2 separate regions of the Mus musculus genome follow, and region 2 is linked to region 1. Evidence: chromatin contacts called from ENCODE POLR2A ChIA-PET data. All regions are on one chromosome and are shown on one strand. The core of a region is the stretch at or near the end of the contact, and the rest is flanking DNA. Distances in the headings are between cores, read along the strand shown.

The links. ChIA-PET counts read pairs that join two places held with the same protein, here RNA polymerase II (POLR2A).
Region 2: POLR2A ChIA-PET joins it to region 1 with 10 read pairs in embryonic stem cell. The contact joins the promoter of Uap1l1 here to the promoter of Tubb4b in region 1. POLR2A ChIA-PET finds 5 or more read pairs at or near these places in 4 of 5 experiments (Patski and embryonic stem cell).

Annotation. Positions count from the first base shown.
Region 1 is chr2:25,222,585-25,228,262 of GRCm38, forward strand. It overlaps Tubb4b (tubulin, beta 4B class IVB), which reads right to left and starts at 2,118. Exons shown (of 4, transcript NM_146116.2): 1 at 1,950-2,118; 2 at 1,540-1,648; 3 at 1,350-1,460; 4 at 1-784. The coding sequence starts at 2,006.
Region 2 is chr2:25,363,151-25,368,947 of GRCm38, forward strand. Uap1l1 (UDP-N-acteylglucosamine pyrophosphorylase 1-like 1) reads right to left here and starts at 2,513. Exons shown (of 9, transcript NM_001033293.3): 1 at 2,177-2,513; 2 at 1,731-1,935; 3 at 1,362-1,537; 4 at 951-1,123; 5 at 656-849; 6 at 94-234. The coding sequence starts at 2,465.

The DNA of each region.
Region 1 (5,678 bases), core at 868-3,367:
CAGACAGCTGTCTTCACATTGTTGGGGATCCACTCAACAAAGTAGCTGCTGTTCTTGTTTTGGACATTAAGCATCTGTTCGTCCACCTCCTTCATAGACATGCGGCCCCTGAACACGGCAGCCACAGTCAAGTAGCGCCCATGTCTTGGATCACAGGCAGCCATCATGTTCTTGGCATCAAACATCTGCTGGGTGAGCTCAGGAACTGTCAGGGCACGGTACTGCTGGCTGCCCCGGCTGGTCAAGGGGGCAAAGCCAGGCATGAAGAAGTGCAGGCGAGGGAAGGGCACCATATTTACAGCCAGTTTCCGCAGGTCAGCATTTAGCTGGCCAGGGAATCGCAGGCAAGTGGTTACCCCACTCATGGTGGCGGACACTAGATGGTTCAGGTCACCGTAAGTGGGTGTGGTCAGCTTTAGGGTTCTGAAGCAGATGTCATAAAGTGCTTCATTATCAATACAATAGGTCTCATCTGTGTTTTCAACCAGCTGGTGGACTGAAAGGGTGGCATTGTAGGGCTCAACCACTGTGTCCGACACCTTGGGGGAAGGTACCACACTGAAGGTGTTCATGATTCTGTCTGGGTACTCCTCCCGGATCTTGCTGATAAGGAGGGTACCCATCCCAGACCCAGTCCCCCCACCCAGGGAGTGGGTCAGCTGGAAGCCCTGCAGGCAGTCACAGCTCTCAGCTTCCTTTCTCACAACGTCCAACACCGAGTCAACCAGCTCTGCACCTTCTGTGTAGTGCCCCTTGGCCCAGTTGTTCCCAGCCCCACTCTGACCTGTAAGAGAAAACAGTAGGTCACACTAAGTATGTGCCCAAGGGGCCAAATGACATGAGGTGACACTGAATAAAGTGTACAGACCCAAAACAATCTGCCATGTTAAAAAAAAGGGGAGAGGGGGTGCTGTGCATAATGGCACAAGCTTTTAATCCCAGCACTTGGTAGGCAGGTAGTTCTGAGTTTAAGGTCAGCCTGGTCTACAGTTAAAGAGGCCAGGCAGGGATACATAGATTGGGGATGGGGGGTGGGGGAGACCAGACGGAGATGTACAGAACACACTAGAGCTAAGACAGTAAATACTTCCAAAGGCACCCCTGCCAATGTTCAAGGAGAGTACAGGGCCCCTGCCACTAGGTCAGGTCTTCTCATACTCTCTACTAGCAACTAATCTACCCGCAGTCAGTTGGACCTTCCTCCTAAAGCTGCTTTCGGCCAAGGGATTGAGTGACTCAGAGGGCAAGAAAGTGTACACCTGGTGGCTATTAAGGAAGAACTTTAGGTCAGCCCCTTGACCTTTGAGCCTCATGGGTAGCAAGCCCGTCCACACCTCCACCACACTCACCAAAGACGAAGTTATCAGGTCTGAAGATCTGCCCGAAGGGCCCTGAACGCACCGAGTCCATGGTGCCGGGCTCCAAGTCCACGAGCACGGCGCGGGGCACATACTTGCCACCTGGTTGGGACAGGGGGACGTCAAGTGTGCTCAAACTGGAAGGGTGGTGAGGAGGATGGATGGGGTAGAGGAGCCTTACCGGTGGCTTCGTTGTAGTACACGTTGATGCGCTCCAGCTGGAGGTCGCTATCTCCGTGGTAAGTGCCAGTGGGATCAATGCCATGCTCGTCGCTGATTACCTCCCAGAACTGCAAGGGAGTCGGGCGTTAGCTGAGTCACGCCGGCCGGCCGGTGCGCTCCAAGGCAGCCCCGCCCCGGATGGGTGCGGCAGGCCCTCCCCCTCCCTCCAGTCTCAGGAGCGCCAGGGCGACGAATCCCTAAGGGCCGCGCACCGTCCGCCCCACCGACACCAGCCACCGGCGCTACGTCTCGGCCCAGCGTACGCCGGTATCCAGGACGCAATGAAGGGCGACGCTCCGGGCCGCTTCCGCCATCTTCCCCGGCTGGCTGTCCCAGTGGCGTCTGGCTCGCAGAAACCTAGCCTCCTACCTTGGCGCCAATCTGGTTGCCGCACTGCCCAGCCTGCAGGTGCACGATCTCCCTCATGGCGGCGGCGACTGCGGAACAGCTGTAGAAGAGGAGCACTTCGGGAGGAGCAGGCGCACAGAGTGCTACAACCGACGCTCTGCCAACATTTATATACCTCTTATGACCCGCCCTCGTCAGCACAGGATTGGGCTTTCAGAACGAGGCCACGAATTATCCTTGTCTGATTGGCTACATTTCCGTCAATCGAGCGGTCTGGGGCCCGCCTTCCCAACAATATACTCTCATTATTGGTCACGCTTGCCTACGGCTCCCCCTATCACAATCCCCGCCCTGGCGCCGCAGTGCTCAATCCATTGGGTGTTTCAAATGATTGATTTGCACTTCCATTGGCTGCCTCCTGGGAGCACTCCGAGAGCCTGACACTATTGGCTGCGCTGTTTTGGCGTCCTGGTAACCGCCGCAGTGCAGCGCGCGGGTGGGACGTGGAAAGCCAGCTTCCGGCTGAAAGGGAGGGGGCGACTTTTCAGAGCTTTGTGGGCTCGGGCGGCTTGGTAGGTCTGGCAGCTGCTGCGGGGAGAGAAAGGAGACGCGGGCAGGCATTGTCGATCCGGAACACACCTTGCAAGCCTCAAGCTGAGGCGAATTGAAACGCTAACAATAATAGGCTCTGGATGAGGCGCCGGGCCCTTCCGGGACGCACTGGGCAGGCGCGGGGTCCTCTGTCTCTATCTGTCTCTCTCTCTCTCCCCCCTCCCCTCTCCCCCCCCCCCTTCTCTCTTCCCCTCCCCACCCCACCCCTGGGAGGGCCATCCCTCCGCCCCTTCGGCCTCCCTAGATGTTGTGGAAACTTGCTGGCCAAGAGCCGGTTTCCTTGGAGCCTGAGTTCCAAGTGCGCACAGAGCTGCATGGAGACTACAGGGCTGGGCATGCCTGGCCATGACTGTTAGAGGGAAAAACAAACAAACAAACGTGTGCAAGTCCCTGTCCTGTAATGGAGAGCAATACATGTACATATTTCTTTTTTTTTTTTTCAGGGTCAGGTCCAAAGCACCCCTACCCCCAAAATGGTAGTGCTGACATTGTCCTAAACAGGACTTGACCAGGTAAACAAGCTTAAAAGTTTCTGTTTACCAGAAGAGCAGGTCTCTTAAAGTGATTTCTGTTCACCTTAACTTTAACCTTCCCTCCCAAGTCAGCTACCTCTCGAAGGCAAGTAGTTCTGAAACAATCCTTTTTCTCCATTTGCTCCCCCCACCTTGGCATTTTGATCCCCAATATCTTTCTGCCCACAAAATGGTCTAGTTGGTAATTTCTCTACGCCATTGCTTATGAGACAGAGTCGTCTGGCCTGTAACCTGGAATTCTGCCTTAGCCTCCAGAATGCAAGGACTACAGTTCTTAGTCTTCATGTCTGATGTGTAACTTTTTAAAGGAATATTATACAATGGGTCTGTCTCAGTCTAGCCACTTCTGGCTTTTGGAATGAACTACCTTCAAAACTAAGGGTGTTAGGCAATCCCTGTTGGTTGTGGTATCCAAGTACCTACCAACCATGTCACAGGAAAAAACCCCACCAGGACAAGCAGAGTCCTGTATCCTGAGCAGTGGCATTCTGTCGCTATATACAAAATGCAGTCCTGCCGGGCAGTGGTGGCGCATGCCTTTAATCCCAGCACTCGGAGGCAGAAGCAGGTGGATTTCTGAGTTTGGGACCAACCTCGTCTACAGAGTGAGTTCCAGGACAGCCAGGGCTACACAGAGAAACCCTGTCTCAAAAAAACAAAAACAAAAACAAAAACAAAAAAAAAAAAACCGCAGTCCTAGTGTTCATATTTACTATACTGACCAGGATCTCCAGAAAGATCTGACTGTCTTGTCCTTTCCCAGAAGGGTAGATCAGGAAGGGGGGGCTGAGTTCTGTGACCACACTGACAGGACCCATACATACCTCAGGAGGTTTAAATGTATGTAAGGTACCAGGTCACTTTTTGGCATGCTGAAGGTTATCTCAGTACCTAGAAATATCTTCTGAGTTAAAGATCCTGGACTCTACAGAGTAGCTTAGGTGCCAAGATGTCAACTATTAGAATCTCATAGCACACACCTGAGAAGGAAGCAGAAGTTCGGTATTTTAACACAAAGAGCTTCCTGGGTGTCTTGGAGATGTTTGGGTCCCAAGCTGGGCAGTAAATACAAACAACATAGCAAAAGCCCACCAAGGACAGTGGCTGCCCACAGCTGGCAGGGGAAGACACTCTAGGTCTTTACTATGAATCAAGAGTTCCCCTGTGCCAGTAGGCAAAGGAGACCCAGTATATCAAGAGGTCCTGGAACCTATAGCATGAGAGGGTGTGCATAGAGCTGGCCAGAGGAGCAGAGAAGCAAGGCAGAACGGGCTGTGGGAGCATCGGGTGCCTGCCCTCCCAGCCCAGTCTGCAGCTGTTGGAGGCCGCACAAGGAAGGCTCTGTTTACTGGTGGCCATGGTCCCACTGGGAGGGTGCATTACTGCCAGGCAGGAGCAGCAGGCAGACAGTCTCTGTGGCCTTAAAGGACCCTGTAGTCAGCTTTTGTGAAAGGCCTCCCCTCACCCCGGAAGGAGAGGTGCCAAGGTGCTTCCCCTGTGGACTAGGTCTCACTGACTCCCACAGTGGGTCTTCCAGAGACGCAGCCTGGCTCTGCCCCTCCTCTAGAACATCAGAGAACACCATGAGGCTGTGTAAAAGCCTTCAGTGGGTCACAAGAGTGAGTGAACTAGGGCTGCAGTGCACAGACCTGGCTCTGTCCCTGCTGGAGCTCATCTCTGCAAGTCCTCTACTCTTAGTGGACGCAATAAATTCTAGTCCTAGGAAGCCTAGGAGCTGGGGGTAGGAAATGGAACAGAACCTGGGTGACAGTAAAGGCTAAGGACAAAGAGGGCCTGGAAGGACCATGGAGGCATCTACAATGTGTGTGTGTGTGGTGGTGGTGGGGTGTCGAGGGGAATACAAAAGGACGTAGCTCAGTGGTTATGAGCTCTTGTTACTCTGGCAGAAGTCTTGGTGGTCCACAACCTTCCCTCTGTCTGGGTGATCTGACACCTTCTGACCTCCAATGTCACTAGGCACAAGTGCTACACATACATAAAATGCAGCCAAAAAAACCACTCATACATGTAAATCTAAAGTAATTTAAAACAAAACAACACACACCCCAATAAGGATAGAACCCTTGGGCAATAAATGGATGGCTCTCCGGGCTCTCCCTGACGCCATACCTGTTGACTCAGAGTCTAGCTAGGTGAACCTGGAGGTTGGGGGGGGGGGTGCAAGGAAAAGTTTAGGCCAAGAAAATTCACACCAGTGTGTCCTGTTGGCCACATGTGGGCAAGAATAGTTATAAAGAGCCAACTCAAACTCCTGAACTTAAAACATTGAAAGCTTTATTTGTTTGTTGTAACTCAACTGCATAGTTCTGGACCATGAGCTTTGCAGATGACAACATTGTGTTTCAATGTCAAATGCCTGAAAACTGTAATGGACAGACCAAGAGGGATCCCTGTCAGCTCCTCTGTGGGTCCAATTGCTATAACCTGTGCCTGAGTTTCTGGTTGCTTTCTTTTCGGTGGTGTGGTGTGGGAGGGGTGGGATTCAGTCTGTGAACAGCCTGAAGCTGTAGGAGGTGGGGAGAGGTCTTCACCTCTTCTCTGGTGTCCAGTTACCTGTTGGCTGTAGGACAAACCTTTCAGTTTG
Region 2 (5,797 bases), core at 1,263-3,762, 140 kb after region 1:
CTTCCCTGCTGTCCTGCTGGACCTCTACGCTCATCCCAGAACAGAGAGAGGGGGGGGGGGAAGAAGAGAAAATAAGTGACTTCCACCACTAACTTAGCAAACTGGAACACATCAAACACAAACTTCTCCATCTTTATCCCATTCGGTCTTAGCGGCTTTACCAGATTTCCCTCCTCATCCACGTATGGGACCTTCTTCATGGCCACATGCAGCCTCAGCAAGGGCTCAAACTCCCTGGCAGCAAGAGGACAAAGGGCGTGTGGCTCAGACAGGGTACCCGGGAACACCTGTCCGCACTTCTGTATACCTAGCCAGGTGCAGGAGCACAAGGACCTGGCTGTATCTCTGGGAAGGACACAGGCTTTCTCTGTGCATCCTGGGGACCCACCAGACACAATACCCCCACCCCCGTACCCCTCCTCCCAGCTAATGACAGGGCAGAGGTGGGGCCGACCCACAAACGAGACCTGTGACCGCGGCCTCACGGAGCATGACTCATTGCAGCTGGCTTGTTTACAGTAACACAGGAATTCTCTCCACCCAAGCCCTTGCCACTCCCAGCAGTGGCCTGGCTCAGGCTAGGGCAGCTCCAGCTACTGTGGCATTCTTGGATTCAGCTTAGTCTGGGATATCACAGCCACCTGTTGTCACATACCTGGTAACCACATCCAGGAAGCCTCTGGTGAAGAAATGGTTGCAGATGTTGCCTGCGTTGTAGAGCAAGCCTCCATCAGCCCCGAGCTGCCCAGCAATCTCAGGGCTGATCTCGCTGTATTCCACCACCTGGGGGACACCATCCACCTGGCACACCACACCCACTGGCTCCTCAGGGTATGCTTTCTCCACCACCTGCAGCCACCGGGCATAGACTTAGAGGGCCGGAAGTAGGAGGGACGGGATTTAGCAAGAGCAGAGCCAAGTGCCAAGGAAAATGAAAGCCTGGGACTCACCTTAGCACCACAGTCTGCTCCCTGAAGCACACAGAAGCCAATGAAGACTGGGTCAGCCAGCCGCACCAAGATGTTGTCTACGCAGTACACATGCACAAACTCCACACCCCGCTGCTTCATGTCCTCCAGGATCTGGTGGTCAGCCAGTGCACAGTACAAACCCCCGTTGCCATCTATAAAGGAGAAAGGAGTAGGATACCCATGGACTGTGGCCTGATCTCCTGCTCAGTTTAGTAAGTGCTGCAGGTGCACAAACCAAGAGCCTGTGACTCCAGACTGGCCAGAGCCACATGCCCAGGGCCACATAGCCTGCCTGAGTACATCTTACCTGGGAGTCAGGCCTCCTGATCCACAGCTGTACTCTGTGGCCCAGGTGGGGCAACCTGTTCCTATCCAAGGTGTGGGCCATACCTGGGGCCATGGCAACTTTGTCTTTCCGTTCCAGGATGGCCTTGCCCTCAAAGGTCACAGCAGGTAGCATGCGCTGCTCGAACAGCACTACGTTAGTGGGGTCCAGGTGGAAGAAGTCATGCTCCTTGAAGAACTTGATTGTGGGTCCCAGGGTAAACTCACTGGTCATGATGTACCTGTAAATGTCCTAGCAGTGAGCTGCTTCCAGGGGAGTCCAGCTCAATCTGGCAAGTCTAGAAGGGGTTCAGTAATGGCAAGTACTGGGCTCTGTCTAGGGCCGTGCTAAGATTGGGTCTAAGGTCTTGGTGTGGGGTAGGCCTGGGTCAATTTAGGGGTGGTCTTTTTGGGAGGCTGGCATGGAGGACACACCAGGGCACAGTGCAGTGGGTCCCCTGTCGCTGGTCAGCCAACTGTTGGACACGCCGGATCCGCTCTGCTTGCAGTTGATACAGGGTCTTCTGGCTGGGCAGCCCAACTTGATACATGCCCTTTGGGTATGTGACGCCCAGGCGAGTGCCCTGCCCACCCGCCAGCAGCAGGACAGCTACCTTGTTCAGAGAAATCTGTCGGAAACCTGGAGGAGAGGTGCATCGTGAGATAAGGCCTCTTTCACTTTGGAGAACCACAAGTGAGCACGACTTCGGGGGTTACTAGGCACAGGAGGAAGAAGTTGCAAGGCAAATAACTCTCCGCTGCACTTCCCGAGTCCGTGTCCTCCACTCCGCCCCCACTACCCCCACCGCCCATAGGCTCTAACTCTTCCGGCCTCAACGGGCCGGACCTGCCCAACCCCAGCCTGGCACGGCGCTGCCTACCTTCCTCTTCCCACCGCAGGCGTGTCTCTTGGTCACAGCGGATCGCGCTGCCCACGCGTTCTGGGGGCAGGGGCTGCAGGCGCGCAGCCAGGTCCGGCAGAGGACCCGGAGCTAGCGCGCCCGCAGCTGCGGCGCGCTGGCAGTGCTCACGCAGCGCGTCGGCCTCCAATGAGGCGAGCTCCGCTAGCAGTGCGGCTCGGGCTTCCGGAGCCAGGTCGGCATAGAAGCGCAGGAGATGGTCCTGGCCCGCACGCTGCAGCTGTGCGCGTACATCCCTCTCCGAGTCCATACTGCAACTGCAGCGGCCGCCTCAGCCTGTACTCGTGACTTTCTGACCAATGTCACGAGACCAGGCCGGGGGCTGAGATCCCAGGGGGGCGGGCCCAGGGTGCGGCACCTCCACCCAGGACCCCGCCCCTTTTTCCTCTTGGGCTGCTGTTCTGTCTTCTTTGGCTTCTCCCATCTTTAACCCTTTTAATACAGTTTCCCCTGCGCGTTTCCGGACTTGAATCCTAGGATCTGGCCTCCCAGCATTCAAGGTGTACGGTCCAGAGCAGGCCTTCCTAGTACCCCAAGGTCTAGTCATTTCTCTCCTAAGTAATTCCCACCACGTGAATAAAACTGTTCTGTCTGGGCTGGTGAGATGGCTCAGTGGGTAAGAGCACCTGACTGCTCTTCCGAAGGTCCAGAGTTCAAATCCCAGCAACCACATGGTGGCTCACAACCATCCGTAACGAGATCTGATTCCCTCTTCTGGAGTGTCTGAAGACAGCTACAGTGTACTTACATATAAATAAATAAATAAATCTTTAAAAAAAAAAAAAAAAAAAAAAACTGTTCTGTCCTTGCCCCGGGGAAGAAAGAAGTCTGAGGTATCTGCACTGGGCTGACCAGACATAACCCAGCCTCCTCCCTGTCCACAGCCAGAAGGGTTGTCTGCAGCAGACTTGTTGCAGAGCCATTGTTTGTGGCATGAATTCCGGAGTAATGGCACTTACGCTTTGAAGTAGCCTTAGCGTAACTTAGTCCCAAGACATACCTGACAAACCAGGAAGTCTCGAATGGCTGAGAATTGCTTAGATGATGGTTCCTTCAGACAACCCCTAGATCAGATAAAAAAGGTTTTGGTGTGTGGAAATTGACTTGCTAAAAGTGCCTTTTGTGAAACTGGGAAAAGTTACTTCTGGAAAAAGTGCTTCTGGGAAGCAGCTAGCCTCCAATCCCCGATAGGCTGATGACTGTCATGTGTCAGTGTCTCTCTTTCTTCTGACTAATCCTCTGAGCAACCCAGAAGCAAGACAGCGGCCTGGGAGCCTCTCTCCTTAGAAGCTGAGCCTGAGAGGAGTCGGCTTGACCCTGTAAGCATTCACCTAGAACCCCCACTGCTAGCCTGGGGGCAGCAGGCAGACCCAGGCTAGCTTCAACCTGCACCCACCTCCCCTCACCTGCCTACCTTTAGGAACTCAGTTGTTCCAGACTGGCTCTGCATCCCCTTACTGCTTTAGTTTGCTTTTTCATAAAACCTCTTGTTTCTTTTTGTTGTTGTTGTTTTGTGTGTGTTGTTTTTTATTTTTGAGATGAGATTTCTCTGTGTAGTCCTGGCTGTCCTGAAACTCATTCTGTAGACCAGATGGGCCTCAAACTCAGAGATCTGCCTGCCTCTGCCTCCTAGTGTTGGGATTAAAGGTGAGCACCATCATCACCTGGTATAGATAAAACCTCTTGTAAAAAGTATAAAAGCAGGGCTAGAAAGACGGTTTAGTGGTTAAGAGCACTGCCTACCCTTCCTCACAACCATCTGTAATGGGATTCAATGTCCTCTTCTGGTGTGTCTGAAGTGTATTTACACATAAAATAAGTAAGTCTTAAAAAAATTTACGCCGGGCGTGGTGGCGCACGCCTTTAATCCCAGCACTCGGGAGGCAGAGGCAGGAGGATTTCTGAGTTCGAGGCCAGCCTGGTCTACAAAGTGAGTTCCAGGACAGCCAGAGCTAGACAGAGAAACCCTGTCTCGAAAAACCAAAAAAAAAAAAAAAAAAATTTACAAAAGCCATTTCTAAAAGTTTGAAGGTAAAGTGTATGGTGGCAAAGGTCTTTAATCCCGGCACTAGGGAGGCATAGGCAAGTGGATCTTTGAGTTGCAGGACAGCCAGGGCTCCACAGAGAAACCCTGTCTCAAATCATCACCACCAACAAACAGGAAAACAGGAAAAAAAGTTCAAGGGTGAGGCTGGAGAGTTAGGGTGCGATCATCATAGGAACTCTTGCGCTCTGCAGCCACGTGATGGCTCTCAACCATCCATAGCTCCAGCTCCAGGAGAGTCTGACACGCTCTTCTCAATCTCCCCAGGGATGAGTGTGATGTGTAGATACTCATACATGGAAAACAGGTGCATAAATCTGAAGGGAAAACAAAGTTTAAATGGTGCTTTAAGATCCAAACTAAAGGGCTGGTGAGATGGCTCAGTCGGGTAAGAGCACCCGACTGCTCTTCCGAAGGTCAGGAGTTCAAATCCCAGCAACCACATGGTGGCTCACAACCATCCGTAATGAGATCTGACTCCCTCTTCTGTCTGGAGTGTCTGAGGACAGCTACAGTGTACTTTAAATAAATAAATCTTAAAAAAAGAAGAAGAAGCTCACAACCATCTTTAAGGAGATCAGACTCCCTCTTCTGGAGTGTCTGAGGACAGCTACAGTGTACTTTAAATAAATAAATAAATCTTTAAAAAAAAAAAAAGATCCAAACTAAAAAGCACCGTCTTTCTCAGGTCGACAGAGGCTAACTAACTCGTATTAAGACCTGATGTGTTTCGGCAGGCAACTTCAGCACACAGCCTCTTCCACAAACACCTCAGATGGAAATTCTCTTGGATCAGAAAGGATTTTAGTCTACAGCCACAGCCTAGCCTTGCCTCTTTGCAATGGATGGCTTTCTCCCTTCCTCAATCACAGCACTTTCTTACATTCTCTGCCTCACTACTCCATGAGAAGTAAACTTGGGAGGCAGGGTACTGTTTGGTCCATTGCTCTTCCTCTGTCACCTGCCATGAATAGCAGACACACGGGAACATGTTTGTCTACTGAGCAAATGAGTGTTAGATCCCAAGCCACCGTGACTGGGTCACAGCAAAATGTTCAGAGAGTGATGGCTGAATGGATGAGTGAACGAATAAGCAGATAGGCTGCCCTTCCATGCATGTGGAAGGTGAGGGCAGCAGACAGACAGGAGTCAGGTGAGCAGCAAAAACTCCATATCACAGGCCATAGTCCACTCCACAACAGCTATTATCGCTTTGGGGCTAGGCAGGTAAGGAAGCCTCTAGGGAGACAGGTCAGGCATGCCCTATGGCCCCTAAATTCAGCCTCAAGGTGTGAGTGGGTGTACGACTGGTTTTGTGTGCCAACTTGACACAAGCTGGAGTTATCACAGAGAAAGGAGCTTCAGTTGAGGAAATGCCTCCATGAGATCCAACTGTAAGGCATTTTCTCAATTAGTGATCAAGGCGGGGGGTGGGGGGGGGCGCCCTTGTGGGTGGTGCCATCTCTGGGCTGGTAGTCTTGGTTCTATAAGAGAGCAGGCTGAGCAAGCCAGGGGAAGCAAGCCAGTAAGAAACATCC